2 separate regions of the Homo sapiens genome follow, and region 2 is linked to region 1. A link is an interaction called in ENCODE POLR2A ChIA-PET data of the cell type or tissue named here. Cell type or tissue: MCF 10A. All regions are shown on one strand. Links, peaks and the distances in the headings refer to the core of each region. The heading gives the core; the rest is flanking DNA. Region 1 holds the start of LINC01703 (long intergenic non-protein coding RNA 1703). Region 2 overlaps ACBD3 (acyl-CoA binding domain containing 3).

Region 1 (8,330 bases), core at 49-8,048:
CTAGGACCTCATAGAAAGTTCCTTGTGTCAGCCGGGCACCGTGGTTCATGCCTGTAATTCCAGCACTTTGGGAGGCCGAGGTGGGCGGATCACCTGAGATGAGGAGTTTGAGATCAGCCTGGGCAACATGGTGAAACCCCGTCTCTACTAAAAATACAAAAATTAGCCCGTTGTGGCCTGTAATCCCATCTGCTCGGGAGGCTGAGGCATGAGACTCACTTGAACTCAGGAGGCTTAGGTTGCAGTGAGCCCGAGATCACGCCATTGTACTCCAGCCTGGGCGACAGAGCAAGACTCCGTCTCAAAAAAAAAAAAAGTTCCTGTGTCAGTTGACTGAGGAGGAAAAAAATCCAGACTTGGTTTACAGATGGCTCCTGCACAACAGAGAGTGGACAGCTGGAGCCCACCAGCCCCGCTCCAGGGTGTCCCTGAAGGACAAGTGGTGAAAGAAAATCTTCCTTGGGGGCAGAACTTCAAGAGGCACATTTGTTTGTCTACTTTGCCTGGATGGAGAGACAGCCAGATGGAGGGATCTACATAGATTCACTGGCAAGAACATGGAAGGAGGATTGGTGACAAGCAGGTCTGGGGAAGAAGTATGTGGACAGATCTTCCAAACAGGCCCAGAATATAAAGATATTTGGGTCCCATGTGAATGCACACCAAAGGGTATCACTGCAAAGGAGGCTCTTGACTATCAGCGGAACAAAGCATGTTCTCTGGAGGTCGGGCTGTCTCTTTTTCCAGCTACCATTGCTTGCCCAATGGACCTATGTAACAAAGAGGCTGTGTGGCAAGATTGGAGGCTATGCGCGAGCTCAACAACATGGACTTCCCCTCACCAAGGCTGAGTAAGTCATCTACTAACTGCCTAATCTGCCAATAGCAGAGACCAACACTGAGCCCACTGTGGCTCCTTGGGGGACCCAGCCAGCCATCTAATGGCAAATTGATTACACTGGACTTTTTCCATCATGGAAAGGACATTATACACATATTCTGGATTTGCTTTGCCTGTTCATCTTGTTTCTGCCAGCACCACCATGCATGGATTAACAGAATGCCTTCCTCACCATCCTAATACTCCACTCAGTACTGCTTCTGATCAAAAGATGAGCAGCAATGGCCTACTGCCCATGGAACAAACTGATTTTTTTGTTGTTTTTCTTTTTCTTTTCTTTTCTTTTTTTTTTTTGAGACGGAGTTTTGCTCTGTTGCCCAGGCTGGAGTGCAGTGGCGCAATCTCGGCTCACTGCAAGCTCCGCCTCCCGCGTTCAGGCCATTCTCCTGCCTCAGCCTCCGGAGTAGCTGGGACTACAGGTGCCCGCCACCACGCCCGGCTAATTTTTTGTATTTTTAGTAGAGACGGGGTTTCACCTTGTTTGCCAGGATGGTCTTGATCTCCTGACCTCGTGATCCGCCCGCCTCGGCCTCCCAAAGTGCTGGGATTACAGGCGTGAGCCACCGCGCCTAGCCTTCTTTTTCTTTTTTCTTTCTTTTCTTTTCTTTTTTTTTCTGAGATAGAGTTTCACTCTTTTTGCCCAGACTGGGGTGCAATGGTGCGATCTCGGCTCACTGCAACCTCTGCCTCCCCAGTTCAAGCAATTCTCCTGCCTCAGCCTGCCAAGTAGCTAAGATTACAGGCACCTGCCACCACGCCTGGCTAATTTTTGTATTTTTAGTAGAGACGGGTTTTCACCATGGTGGCCAGGCTGGTCTTGAACTCCTGACCTCAGGTGATCCGCCCACCTTGGCCTCCAAAAGTGCTGGGATCACAGGGGTGAGCCACTGTGCCCAGCCCTTGTTTGTTTTTAAGGCAGGATCTCGCTCTGTCACCCAGGTTGGAGTGCAGTGGTGTGATCTCAGCTCACTGTAGCCTCAAACTCTTGAGCAGGTGATCCTCCCAGCTCAGCCACCCAAGTAGCTAGGACTACAGACACACACCACCACACCTGGCTAATTTTTATTTTATTTTATTATTTTGTTTTGTTTGAGACAGGGTCTCGCTTTGTCGCCCAGGCTGGAGTGCAGTGGTGAGATCTCGGCTCACTGCAACCTCTGCCTCCACGGTTCAAGTGATTCTCTTCCCTCAGCCTCCCAAGTAGCTGGGATTATAGGCGCCTGCCACCAAGCCCGGCTAATTTTTGTATTTTTAGTGAGATGGGTTTTCACCATGTTGGCCAGGCTGGTCTCGAACTCCTGACCTCAAGTGATCCACCTGCCTTGGCCTCCTGAAGTGCTAGGATTACAGGTGTGAACCACTGCGCCCAGCCATGCCCGGCTAATTTTTGAATTTTTAGTAGAGACGGGGTTTCACCATCTTGGCCAGGCTCGTCTTGAACTTCTGACCTCGTGATCCACCTGCCTAGGCCTCCCAAATTGCTGGGATTATAGGCGTGAGCCACTGTGCCCGGCCTCACTTTTTTCTTTTCTTTTTCTTTCTTTCTTTTTTGAGACGGAGTCTCGCTCTGTCACCCACGCTGGAGTGCAGTGGTGTGATCTCGGCTCACTGCAACCTCCGCCTCCCGGGTTCAAGTGATTTTCCTGCCTCAGCCTCCTGAGTAGCTGGGGGTTACAGGTGTGCGCCACCACGTCTGGCTAATTTTTGTATTTTTAGTAGAGATGGGTTTTCGCCCTGTTGGCCAGGCTGGTCTCGAACTCCTGGCCTCAACTGAGCCGCCCGCCTTGACCTCCCAAAGTGCTGGATTACAGGCGTGAGCCAACACGCCCGGCCCCTGAGGTCACTTTCGCGGGGCAGAGGGTATGAAGCTGCGGAGAACAGGCTCGAGCGCTGCGGAGCCGGGAATTACTGAGTCCCGCGACGCGCGGGCAGGACTGGCACTGTTTTTTCCAGCTCGCGGGCTCTCAGTTCATAGTATGACATCCCCACCCATCGGCCCGGAGGCTGCTGAGCACTAACCCGATTTGTTTTCCAAAGTGCCACGCTTCACCCACTCGGCAGGATATGCGGCACCTTCAGGGCCGCAGCTGCAGCTCGCGGGCTCCAGGCGTTCGCATGGCTGGGCCAGGCGCTGGAGGCGGCCCTCACCCGTGGGACGGTGCCCCCCAGGCCCCGGGACGGAAAGGAGCTGCGGCGACGGCGGGAGAGGGCCCTACCCCCGGCGAGGCTGAGGCCTCAGGAGCGGACCTCACTGCAGGCAGCCCGGGAGGGAACGGCGGGGGAGTCCCGGGTCGTGGGGGTGACCCAGCCAGGGCTGGCGGAGAAGGGCCCGTAAGGTCGGCAAACCTGGGAGAGCGCGGGTGGCTGGAACCCCCTGTGCAGGCGGCCGCGTGGGGGCGGACCCGGTGGGCGTGGCGAGCTCCGGGGGCGTGGCCTGGGCCTTGGGGCCGCGTCACGTGACAACGACCGAGGCTAGAGGTGCTGTTGGGCGAACGCGAGGCGTCTGAAAGGATCAGTTTCGCGTTTTGGGGAAAGTTCTCTCTGGCACCTGGGGCTGGGGAGGGCGAGCCGGAGGAAGAGAGCCCGGGTGAGGCGGCGATTTCAGAAATGCCTGAAAAGGGAGAAGCCCGCCCCGGAGCCACGACAGTGGGGACGCTGGAGAGATGCTGGGGACCGGCCTCCACGACCTGGGGGGGAGGGGGGAGGGGACGAGCGGCGGGCACCCTGAACCCTTAGTCCTCGAGGCCCTGACAGCGACCCTCCCTCATGCTGCCCCCGAGGAGGAGTTGGAAGGAGCAGCTGGCCCCACGCCCCGTTTCCCGAGACTGCGGGCAGCGCTCCTCAGGAGTGTGTCCGGGGCCGGCTACTTCCTCCACTAAGAGACGAGTCGCCCGGGCCGCAGGAAGGGCCTGGTGCGCGGCCATCTGCTGACCAGTCTGGAGCTAGCGTGGTGGCTTCGGCTGCGCTGACAGTGATGCCACCGAGGTCTCTTACACACCAACAAGCTTCACAGGCCCCTCACCCAGCTAAGCCCGGGCATGGCATGCCTTGAGGGTATCCGAGGCTGTGACATCTTAGCAGAAATCCAAGCTAGCCCTCCCCACCCCCTCCACTCTACCTCCCCTTCACTTGGAATCAGAACTGTTCTATTTCAGCTCCAAATGTGATGATGATGACCAAATAAAATCCACCGTGAATTGAGCCCTCACTGTGTGTGCCCGGCTCTGTGCTAAACATTTGTCATGCGTTCTCTCACATAATCCCCGGACCTCCTACCACTTTCGTTATTTTTGCCTTGCCAGCACTAATTGTAAAACTGAACTCTTATTATTACGATGTTTTAATTGACTCAAATTTAGAGGTGTTATACGAAATCACAGGTTTGATGTGTAATGTTTCTTTTACTAATTCATATACAACATATAGACCTTGCAAATGTTTGAAACTGGCCGGGCGTGGTGGCTCACGCCTGTAATCCCAGCACTTTGGGAGGATGAGGCGGGCGGATCACCTGAGATCAGGCGTTTGGGACCAGCCTGGCCAACATGGCGAAACCCTGTCTCTACTAAACATACAAAAATTAGCCAGGCGTGGTGACACGCACCTGTGGTCCCAGCCACTCGGGAGGCTGAGGCACGAGAATCACTTGAACCCGGGAGGCAGAAGTTGCAGTGAGCCAAGATTGTGCCACTGCACTCCAGCCTGGACAACAGAGCAACTCCGTCTCAAAAACTAAAAATACATACATACACACATTTAACAAATTGGATCGGCCTTTTTTTTTTTTTTTTTTTTGAGACTGAGTTTCGCTCTTGTTGCCCAAGCTAGAGTGCAATGGCGCGATCTCGGCTCACCGCAATTTCCGCCTCCCGGGTTCAAGCGATTCTCCTACCTCAGCCTCCCGAGTAGCTGAGACTACAGGCGCCCGCCACCACGCCCAGCTAATTTTTTGTATTTTTAGTAGACACGGGGTTTCACCGTGTTAGCCAGGATGGTCTCAATCTCTTGACCTTGTGATCCGCCCCCCTCGGCCTCCAAAGTGCTGAGATTACAGTGTGAGCCACTGCGCCCGGCCCTTTTTTTTTTTTTTTTTTTTTTGAGACAGGGTGTCACTCTGTCACCCAGGCTGGAGTGCAGTGACGCGGTCACAGCTCACTGCAGCCTCAACCTCCCCGGGTTCAGGCGATCCTCTCACCTCAGCCTCTTGAACAGCTGGGACTACAGGCGCGCAGCAGCACACCTGGCTAATTTTTGTATTTTTTGTAGAGATGGGTTCTGCTATGCTGCCCCAAGTTGTTCTGGAACTCCTGGGCTCAAGCAATCCGCCTGCTTCGCCCTCCACAGTGCTGGGATTACAGGCATGAGCCACCATGCTCAGCCCTGCCTCAGTCTTTTTGATGGTTATGTGGTATTTCTTTTTAAAATTTTTTGTTTGGGTTTTGTTTTAGAGTATGTTGCCCAGGGAGGACTGAAACTCCTGGGCTCAAAAAATCCGTATTTTATTGTTTTCTTTAACTATGAATTATTTAGTTGTTTTATGTTCAGGCAGCTGGTCTGTTTCTAGTTGTATTTTTCTATTAATTTTATCTTAATTCCATTGTGATTGAAGAACATACTCTACGTAACTGCAGTTAAGAATATTTGTTAGGCTTTCTATCAGCTGTGCATGTGAACAACTTTGGTAAAAATTTTCCTTGTGAATTTGAAAAGAATGAATTCAGTTGTTGAGTTCAGAGCTCTATATATGTTAGCTGATGAAGTTTGTTAATTGTGTTGTTCAAATCTTCTATATCTTTACTTCTTGTTTTTTCTCTCAGCTGATATAAAATATATTTTAAAGTCTGCCACAATGATTGTGAATTTGTCTACTTCTCTTTTTAGTTTTCTCTGCTCTGTATATTTTCAACCTGTGCTGTTAGGTGCATACAGATTTAGGATTGTGATGTCTTCCTTTTTGATTGCTTCCTTTAGCATTATGAAATGGCCTCTTTACCTCTTGTTATGTTTCTTCCCTTAAAGTATACTTTTATGTTTGTTTGTTGTTTTTATTTTTGAGATGGGGCCTCACTCTGTCGCTCAGGCTGGAGTGCAGTGGCCTGATCAGGGATCACTGCAGCCTCTACCTCCTGGGCTCAGGTGATCTGGAATCCCACACCTGAGCCTCCCCAGTAGGTGGAACTACAGGCCCACACCACCACACCCAGCTAATTTTTTTTTTTTTTGAGGCGGAGTCTTGCTCTGTCGCCCAGGCTGGAGTGCAGTGGCACGATCTCGGCTTACTGCAAACTTCACCTCCCGGGTTCACGCCATTCTCCTGTCTCAGCCTCCTGAGTAGCTGGGGACTACAGGTGCCCACCACCATGCCTGGCTAATTTTTTGTATTTTTAGTAGAGACGGGGTTTCATCTTGTTAGCCAGGATGGTCTCGATCTCCTGACCTCGTGATCCACCTGCCTCGGCCTCCCAAAGTGCTGGGATTACAGGCGTGAGCCACCACGCCCGGCCTTTTTTTTTTTTTTTTTTTTTTTTGAGATGGCGTCTTGCTCTGTCACCCAGGCTGGAGTGCAATGGTGTGATCTCAGCTCACTGCAACCTTCACCTCCCGGGTTCAAGTGATTCTCCTGCCTCAGCTTCCCGAGTAGCTGGGATTACAGGCATGTGCCACCATGCCTGGCTAATTTTTTTTTTTTTTTTTGAGATGGAATCTTGCTCTGTCACAGAGGCTGGAGTGCAGTGGCAGGATCTCGGCTCACTGCAACCTCCGCCTCCCGGGTTCAAGTGATTTTTGTGCCTCAGCCTCCGGAATAGCTGGGACTACAGGCGCACACCACCATGCCTGGCTAATTTTTTGTATTTTTAGTAGAGACTGGGTTTCACCACATTGGCCAGGCTGGTCTTGAACTCCTGACCTCAGGTGATCCATCTGCCTCAGTCTCCCAAAGTGCTGGGATTACAGGCGTGAGCCACTGCTCCCGGCCCAGTGTCTTACACTTTGGATTTATCAGGTTGTTTCTTTATCCTTATTATATTCAGTTTAAACATTTTGGCTAAAAGTTTGGGTGATGTGTCCTCAGTACGATGTCAGTTTGTCTCCTTTTTGATGACATGAAGTTTCATCGTTTGATTAAAGCCTAGTTTCTCTTGAATTCCCTCTAATCAGGTTTTGTTCCCTCTATTTCATCAAAACTGTTATTAGGATCACCAATGACCTCTAGAAATTCAATGGTCAATTCTCAGACCTCACGCTCCCCTTGACTTAGTAGTATTTGACACCGTAGATCACTTCGTCCTCATTGGAGCACTTTCTTCTTTTGAATTCCAGATGATCACATATGTCTGGCTTTCTTCCTCTCTGCCTATTTCTTCTCAGTCTTCTTTGGAGCTGTCACTCAGTCTCTAAACTCTAAATGTTGAGTTCCTCAGTCCTTGGAGCTCCTCTCTAATTTCTTTTTTTTTTCTTTTTTCTTTTTTTTTTTTTTTTTTGAGACGGAGTCTTGCTGTTGCCCAGGCTGGAGTGCAGTGGCAGGATCTCGGCTCACTGCAAGCTCCGCCTCCCGGGTTCACGCCATTCTCCTGCCTCAGCCTCCCGAGTACCTGAGACTACAGGCGCCCGCCACGACGCCTGGCTAATTTTTTGTATTTTTAGTAGAGACGGGGTTTCATCTTGTTAGCCAGGATGGTCTCGATCTCCTGACCTCGTGATCCACCCGCCTCGGCCTCCCAAAGTGCTGGGATTACAGGCGTGAGCCACCGCGCCCGGCCTTCCTCTCTAATTTCTATCAGCACCTGCTTCCTTGGTGATCTCAGCTAGTTTTAAGACCATGCTGATGACTTCCAAATTTATATCTCCAGCCCAAACCTCTTTCCTAAACCCCAGGTTCATATCCAATAGTCTCCATGAAATCAATAAAAAGTCTAATTAAGCATCTCAATCTTAACACGTCCAAAACTGAGCTCCTTATATTTCCCAAACCTGTTCCCTCACAGTCTTCCCTAAGTGAAGCAATAGCAACTTCATGCGGTTGCTCAGGTCAAAACCCTGGCCCCATTAACCGCCCCCTCTCCCTTTTTTTTTCTCATGCCTACATCCATTAAGTCCTAGCCATCCTCCTATCATTGTAAAATATCCAGAATGCCACTTTGCACACTGCCACTGCCACCACCCAAGTCCAAGCCGCTATATCATGTCACACTTAGGTTACTGCAATAGCTTAATTGGTTTTCCTTTCTGCTCTACCCTTATTGCCTTCGGTCTATTCTCCAGACAGCAGCTGGAGTGATTTTGTTAAAACATTAGTCAGACCATTTTATCCTTCTGCTGAAAACTCTCCAGAGGTTTCCCGTCTCACTCAGTGTCCTTGCAGGACCTATAAAGCGCTACATGCTCTGACTCCCATTACATCTCCGGTTTCCCACCGTGCTTCTCTGCT
Region 2 (8,330 bases), core at 125-8,124, 60 kb before region 1:
TGTGGAGCATTAGAGTCACAGTTTACCTTATTGATATTGGTCTGATGGTTTGTGAACTCTTGCTGGGAATCAAAATTTCCTTGAGACTCTTTAGCATTCATACTTTGGGGTTAAAGGAGATTCCTCAGACTCATCCAGCCCTTGGGTGCTGACCAGCAGAGTCACTAGTGGATGCTGAAGTTACATGAGCTACATGTTAAATATTTAAAGTCTCCAAAATAAAACACCCCAACGTTGACCTTACCCGGCTGATGGTTAGCCCCTTGCTGCCTGCTCCATGTGTCTTATGAGAGCCCGTAGTTACAGTGTCCTCTAATTTGAAATCCATAAGTTAACAAGTCTATATCAGGTGCAGCTGGCTTTGATTAAAGGCCATTTTTAAAACTTAAAAACTCAACACCTCACAGATTATAATAGAAAAAGAAATGGCCTCAGTTTGATCTCGTTCAGAATGACCCAGATTGTTTCTGCTTTGGGTGCAGCTGTTTAGTTCAGAGTTATATTACAGAGAATTATTTTCTGAGATAATCTTAAACTAGAATGTTCAAAACTAATTGATAATTGAAGTATCAAGATACGTAGAACACCTCAGAGATTTTTCTTCAGGAACTTCCACAAACTTTGAATCCTTGTATCTTTATTTGGTATTCATACTACTAGTAGCAAAATACAGGTTTTTTGTTTTGTTTTGTTTTGTTTTGGCTTCATAGAGTATCTCAAATTGAAACTTTTCTGCACAAAGAATAAAATTAAGGATTTTATAAACTCAAATTGGCACCTACTGAATTAAAATACATAAAATCATTTAAATATAATTCAGCATATGGGAAGTAACATTGCACTAATATGGAAATCACTGCCAGAGACAGTCTATTTTCTTTTAATTTGTTACTACTTAGTCACAAACCCCACATTATTCCAGTTTGGAATTACTTATTAAGGAGAATTGGAAATACATATGCCCATGCTTAAATTTTATAGCTTTAATTTGTGTTATTTCTTTATTGACGGGAAGAGGTACATCTTTTTTTCCTTACTGAAAACAAATATGGATTAATTGCCTCAAATTTGTATAAGTGATTGGCTAGTGATTCTTGTTTTCAGAAGGGAGAGTGGTATAGATAGAAAATGACAAAGATGGCAATATACACTTAATGTTGTTATTGTATGTTGTTACTGAAGTACTTAGATTTTTAAAATTTCAAATCCTAAATCACTTCTTGTAGGAGGGTTTTCATTAACTGCAGTATATACAGTTCACTACATATGGGTTGTTTGAGTTTTTTGTGTGCTGTATTTCTTTCTGTTTTTTAATACCTGGTTTTGTACATATCTAACTCTGTTCTCTTTTGGTTGTTCAGAAACTGGATTTTTTTTTTCTTAAGCAGTGCTTAATTTGTGTTTTTTAATTTTGATTCAGAAGTAGTCCCAGCTCATAGGTGTTCATACTGTTACATCCAGAACATTTGTCAGGCTCTCTGTCAGCTTTCATGTACATATGGTATAGAAACCATGGAGTTAGGCACTTCCTGGATTTTTTTTTTATGAGAAAAATACTGTATTTAAAATGTAAAATAAACTTTTAAAAAGCAGGCACTAATATATATTTCTTCCAGCCTTTGATTACAAATTTGTCCTTGCACATGTTAAGATGAATTATCTCCTAAAAATATCATTGTTCTTGGGAGCAGTGTATGTTACTTTACATAGCAGCGGTTCCTGTCATGTGTTCATGTCAGAATATTTTTGGTTTTAAACTTTCTTATTGCCTTTGGCTGTTGATTAGTACAGTACAAGTGCGATTTCAAAAAGATCTTGAAAGTAATATATTTAATCAATTAAAATGTTTATCTGTAACTTGTTGATGTTTCATTAATATAGTTACTCTCTGAAGCATTAGTACAGTATTTCAACATTTGGGTAGGAGAAAAAGAAATGTTTCAAACATCTTTTTTGTTTTAAAAGGCTCTAGTTGAAAAACAACTCTTTCTGGCCAATTATTTAGTTTTACTATTAATTACCTTAGTGAGTTAAAATAGATTTAAATTTTTCCACACTTTTAAATGCAAAGGCTAGCACTGATTTTTCTTATTGAAAATGACTAGGTTATAAAGTTGTTTCTCTACACTACCATGTATGTAGTGTGTTCCATTAAATATGTGGACCCCACACACTTTAATGGATCTCCAGAGGCAGAGCCCTCGCTTGCTCAGGGTGGATGATTGCAGAGCACTTGTGGGGAAGTGCGCGATCAGTGTGATGTGGAGTCCCAGAATGAGGTTGCTACATCCAGATGACCCCACTGATAGGCAGGGTGACTGGCATAATTTTTTTCTTTTGAAATCTGGGGAGACAGATGAGGTGACCATCTTGGTTATTTTTGCTGTGTGGGATACCATAAAGCCAGACTGAAGACGCATTAAGGAGAGCAGTTGAGGTAAGCACATCTTGGAAAGTATGCTACCGAGTCTTGACCATCTATCTTTTGGAGCAGGAGAAGCAACCGGTTCAAAATAATAAATAATTGCTAATAATTCATTAGGGCTTAAAGTTCAACAGTCAGGGGCCGGGCGCGGTGGCTCACGCCTGTAATCCCAACACTTTGGGAGGCCGAGGCGGGCAGATCACGAGGTCAGGAGATTGAGACCATCCTGGCTAACACGGTGAAACCCCATCTCTACTAAAAATACAAAAAATTAGCCAGGCGTGGTGGCGGGCACCTGTAGTCCCAGCTACTCGGGAGGCTGAAGCAGGAGAATGGTGTGAACCTGGGAGGCGGAGCTTGCAGTGAGCCAAGATCACGCCACTACACTCCAGCCTGGCTGACTGAGCGAGACTCTGTCTCAAAAAAATAAAAATAAAAGTTCAACAGTCAGTAGCTGTGCATGGGGGTGCACACCTGTAGTCCCAGCTACTCGGGAGGCTGAGGCATGAGAATCGCTTGAACCTGGAAGGCATAGGTTGCAGTGAGCCCAGATCACACCACTACACTCCAGCCTGGGCGACAGAGCAAGACTCTGTCTTGGGGAAAAAAAAAATAAAGTTCAACAATCTACAACCAAAACCATCTTTGCTTCTCTCCCTGGCTTTTTCTCAGTTCAGTACTTCCATCTGCAACCTAAAAACGTGTGCCTGTGTATCTACTTGGGGGAGAGCAGATCTTCATTTCTATTCATTAGCTTTTCAAATTACGTGTGAATCAGCATTGGACTTTTGTCTCACGTATATCTCAGTTCTTCAGTTTTCTTAAAATGTATTTTCTTTTTTCTTTTTTCTTTTTTTTTTTGAGACAGGGTCTCACTCTGTCACCTAGGGTGAAGTGCAGTGGTACAATCACAGATCACTGCAGCCTCGACCTGGGCTCAAGCGATCCTCCCACCTCAGCCTCCCCAGTAGCTGGGACTATAGGTGCATACACTACCATGCCTGGCTAATTTTTGTATTTTTTGTAGAGATGAGGTTTTGCCATGTTGTCCAGGCTGGTCTCAAACTCCTGGATTCAAGTGATCCACCCGCTTCAGCCTCCCAAAGTGCTGGTATTACAGGCATAAGCCACAGCACCCTACCCTAATTTTTTTTTTCTTTTTTTTTTTTTTTTTGGTGAGACGGAGATTTACTCTTGTTGCCGAGGCTGGAGTGCAATGGCGCGATCTCGGCTCACTGCATCCTCCGCCTCCCAGGTTCAAGCGATTCTCCTGCCTCAGCCTCCCAAGTAGCTGGGACTACAGGCATGTGTCACCACGCCCGGCTAATTTTGTATTTTTAGTAGAGACGGGGTTTCACCGTGTTGCCCAGGCTGATATCGAACTCCTGACCTCAGGTAATCTGCCCGCCTCGGCCTCCCAAAGTGCTGGGATTACAGGTGTGAGCCACCCGGCCACCCCGCCCTAATTTTTATATTCTTAGGAGAGATGGGGGTTCACCATGTTGGCCAGGCTGGTCTCGAACTCCAGACCTCAGGTGATCTGCCTGTTGTAGGCCTCCTAAAGTGCTGGGATTATAGGCGTGAGCCACCGTGCCAGGCCAATAAAAACGATTTTTATCTTTTTCCAAGGTCATTAACTTAAATGTCTCCAGTTAAAGGTAACACCTTTTTTGGGCATGGCACAGTATGGAAATGTGAACATGTTTTTCATAAGGTCTACATTTTGCAACTTAAAATTCCAGGTTGTGTTTTGGAGAACTTTTTTTTAATTTTTATTTTTTTAATTTTTTTGAGATGGAGTCTCGCTCTGTCGCCCAGGCTGGAGTGCAGTGGCACGATCTCGGCTCACTGCAAGTTCTGCCTCCTGGGTTCACGCCATTCTCCTGCCTCAGCTTCCCGAGTAGCTGGGACTACAGGCACCCACCACCATGCCCGGCTAATTTTTTGTATTTTTAGTAGAGACGGGGTTTCACCGTGTTAGCCAGGATGGTCTCAATCTCCTGACCTCGTGATCCGCCCGCCTCGGCCTCCCAAAGTGCTGGGATTACAGGCGTGAGCCACTGCACCCGGCCCGGAGAACTTTGAAGTATTGTTCTATCGTGTTCTTTTAATCAACTGTGTGTTCTTCCATAGAACGTCTTTTTGGCTGGTTTTCTGTTATTGAACATTTAGGTTACTTCTGATTTTTTTTGTTATCATTGTTATTAGAAGTGATGTTCCAATTATTTGTCTCTCCGCAAATCTGCATGAGGTTTTCAAAAGTATATACCAAGAAGTGGATACTGGGCCAGGTGTGGTGGCTCACGCCTGTAATCCCAGCACTTAGGGAGGCTGAGGTGGGCAGATCAATTGAGGCCAGGAGTTCAAGACCAGCCTGGCCAACATGGCAGAACCCTATCTCTACTAAAAATACAAAAAATTAGCCGAGCGTGGTGGCAGGCACTTGTAATCTCAGCTAGTTGGGAGGCTGAGGCACAAGAATCGCTTGAACTCAGGAGGCGGATGTTGCAGTGAGATGAGATCGTGCCACTGCACTCCAGCCTGGGTGACAGAGTGAGACTCTGCCTCAAAAAAAGAAAAAAAAAAAGTGGATACTGGATCATAAATTCTTGGCATTTTTATTTTATAAATAAATAAATTTATTCCTTCCTGAACTACTAGGGAGGCAGAGGCCAGAGGATCACTTAAGCACAGGAGTTGAAGGCTGCAGTGAGCTGATGGCACCACTGCACTCCAGCCTCAGTGACAGAGCAAGACTCTGTCTCAGAAACAGAATTCTGAAAAGAAAAGAAATTCTTATACATGTCTGCTTATGCTCATGTGCAAGTTTCTCCAGTGTTTATACCAAGAAGCAGAATTGTTAAGCCGTAACTATGTAGGTCTATTTTAGACAATACAAAACTGCTCTTCAAACGTGGTGCCAATTTAAACTGCCAGTAGTAAAAGAGTTCCTGTGTTCCATATCTTTGCTGAATTGTCAGATTTTGTAATTGTACCAGTTTGGTGGGGTGTAAAACAGAATCTCATCTGTGGTTTCAATTTATATTTTCTTAATAACCAGTGGAGCTGGGCGCAGTGGCTCACTCCTGTAATCCCAGCACTTTGGGAGGCCGAGGTGGGCGGATCACTTGAGGTCAGGAGTTCAAGACTAGCCCGACCAACATGGTGAAATCCTGTCTTTACTAAAAATACAAAAATTAGCTGGGCCTGGTGGCGCGTGCCTGTAATTCCAGCTACTCAGGAGTCTGAGACAGGAGAATCGCTTGAACCCAGGAGGCGGAGGTTGCAAGAGCCGAGATCATGCCATTGCACCCCAGCCTGGGCAACAGAGTGCCACTCCATCTCAAAAAAAAATAAAATAAATAAAAAATAATAAGCATGAATAACCATCTTTTCATATGTTACTGGCCTTCTGTGAGTTGTATATTTATATCCTTTGTTCATTATTCTGTTGTACATGTCTTGATTTGTAGGCGTACTTTAAATATTCTGGATACTACAGTCTTTTTGGTCGTGCGCATCATAAATAATTGGTGCCACACTTTGGGTTTTTGGTCTCGAACTCCTGACCTCAAGTGATCTGCCCGCTTCAGCCTCCCAAAGTGCTAGAATTACAGATGTGAGCCACCACACCCAGCCATTTTTTTTTTTTTTTTTTTGAGACAGAGTCTCACTCTGTCGCCCAGGCTGGAGTACAGTGGCACCATCTCGGCTCACCGGAACCTCCACCTCCCAGGTTCAAGCTGTTCTCCTGCCTCAGCCTCTCAAGTAGCTGGGATTACAGGCACCCGCCCCCATGCCGGGCTAATTTTTTGTATTTTTTAGTAGAGACGAGGTTTCACCATGTTGGCCAGGCTGGTCTGGAACTTCTGACCTCAGGTGATCCACCTGCCTCAGCCTCCCAAAGTGCTGGGATTACAGGCATGAGCCACTGCACCCAGTCCTCATTTAGATTTATTAAACTTTCATGGTTCGAGCTTTCCATATGTTTTGTTTGTGACATGGTCTCTCTGGAGTACACTGGTACAAGCCTTGAACTCCTGGGCTTAAATGACCCTCCCACCCCAGCCTCCCAAAGTACTGGGATTACAGGTGTGAGCCACTGTGCTTGGCTTCCCCTGCTCCTCAGATTCTTCAGGTAGAAACTTAAGTTATTGATTTGAGCCTCCCTTTTTCTTAATCCAAAGCTAAAAACTTTTGAGTGTTGCTTTTTTACATCTCATAAATTTGGATATATTGGGGTTTTGTTTGCATTTAGTTTAAAATTCTTTTTTTTTTTTTTTTTGAGACGGAGTCTCACTCTGTTGCTCAGGCTGGAGTGCAGTGGCATAATCCTGGCTCACTGCAACCTCCGCCTCCCAAGTTCAAGCGATTCTCCTACCTCAGCCTCCCGAGTAGCTGGGATTACAGGCACATGCCACCATGCCCAGCTAATTTTGTATTTTTAGTAGAGACAGGGTTTCACATGTTGGCCAGGCTGGTCTCCAACTCCTGACCTCAGGTGATCCACCCACCTAGACCTCCCAAAGTGCCAGGATTACAGGCGTGAGCCACCGAGCCCGGCCCAGTTTAAAATATTTTCTAATTTCCTTTGTGATTTCTTCCTTGTTACATGGGTTATTTAGAAGTGTATTAGGCTCCATGTATTTGAGGATTTCCCAAGTCTTTTTCTGTTGTTGATTTCTAATTTAATTTCATTATTTCATTTTTTTTTTTATTTACCAAGGCTTGTTTTATGTCCCAGAATGGTGTCTTTTAGTGGATGTTCCATGTTCACTTGAGTAGAATGTGTAGTCTGCTGTCATTGGGTGGAATGTTCTGTAAATGTCAGCCAAGTTAAGTTGGTTGGTAGTGATGGTAAGGTTTGCTTGTTCTGTCAGTTACCAAAAGAGGAGTTTTGAATTATTCAACTAAATTGTAGATTTGTTCCTCCCCCGCACCCCCCACTTTTTTTTGGCCATTTTTGCTTTATTTATTTCGAAGTTTTCTGTTGGTGTATACACGTTTATGATTGTATGGCTTCTTGATGAACTGACCTCTTTATTATTATGTAACATATCTCTTCATGTCTAGTTATATTCCTTGTTCTGAAGTCCATTTCATCTGGTATTAGTGTTGCCACTCGTGCTTTCTTTTGATTAAAGTTCACATGATATATCTTATTCCATCTTTTTATTTTTTTATTTTATTTTATTTTATTTTATTTTTATTTTCTTGAGACAGGGTTTTGCTCTGTCCCCCGGGCTGGGGGACAGCTTAGAGCCCAGGAGGTCAAGGCTGCGGTGAGTTATAACCGGTGGTGCAGTTATAACTCACCGCAGCCTTGACCTCCTAGGTTCTAAGCTGTTCTTCTGCCTTAGCCTCTCATGTAGTTGAGACTACAGGTTTGCACCACAACACCTGGCTAATTTTTTTTTACTTTTTGTATAGACAGGGTCTCACTTTGTTGCCCAGGCTGGTCTCTAACTCCTGGATTCAAGCCATCAACCCACCTTGGCCTCCCAAAGTGCTAGGATTACAGGCATGAGCCACTGTGCCCAACCTATCCATCTTTTTACTTTTTAACTTATCTATGTCTTTATATTTAAAGTGGGTTCCTTGTTGACAGCATATAATTTGAGTCTTTTTAAAATCCAATCTGACAGTCATTTTCTCTTAATTGGCATGTTTAGACAATTTACATTTAATGTAATTATCAATGTGATTGGATTTAAATATACAGTTTTGCTATTTTCTCTTTGTCCCATCTGTTTTTTTTTTTTTTTTTTTTTGAGACAGAGTTTTGCTCTTGTTGCCCAGGCTGGAGTGCAATGGCGTGATCTCGGCTCACCGCAACCTCTGCCTCCTCGGTTCAAGTGATTCTCCTGCCTCAGCCTCTCAAGTAGCTGGGATTACAGGAATGTGC

What was found. ChIA-PET counts read pairs that join two places held together with the same protein. Peaks named below come from ENCODE experiments on the same cell type or tissue, not always from the same donor. Only the 100,000 strongest peaks of a DNase experiment are listed, where the experiment ranks them.
Region 2: POLR2A ChIA-PET joins it to region 1 with 5 read pairs; 4 of 35 experiments call an interaction of 5 or more read pairs at or near these places.

Annotation. Positions count from the first base shown.
Region 1 is chr1:226,078,559-226,086,888 of GRCh38, reverse strand. It overlaps LINC01703 (long intergenic non-protein coding RNA 1703), which reads right to left and starts at 3,314. Exons shown (of 4, transcript NR_146920.1): 1 at 2,921-3,314; 2 at 1-93. RefSeq lists silencers at 2,914-3,493, 3,604-3,653 and an enhancer at 3,468-4,335. In MCF 10A, for the core only: no CTCF peak of the experiment used is centred there; DNase peaks (open chromatin) are centred at 2,888, 3,348 and 3,758.
Region 2 is chr1:226,138,206-226,146,535 of GRCh38, reverse strand. ACBD3 (acyl-CoA binding domain containing 3) reads left to right here. Exons shown (of 8, transcript NM_022735.4): 8 at 1-1,857. It also overlaps the pseudogene LOC124904586. Among named protein-coding and RNA genes, the nearest start is that of ACBD3-AS1, 5.6 kb to the left of the region's middle. In MCF 10A, for the core only: no CTCF peak of the experiment used is centred there; no DNase peak of the experiment used is centred there.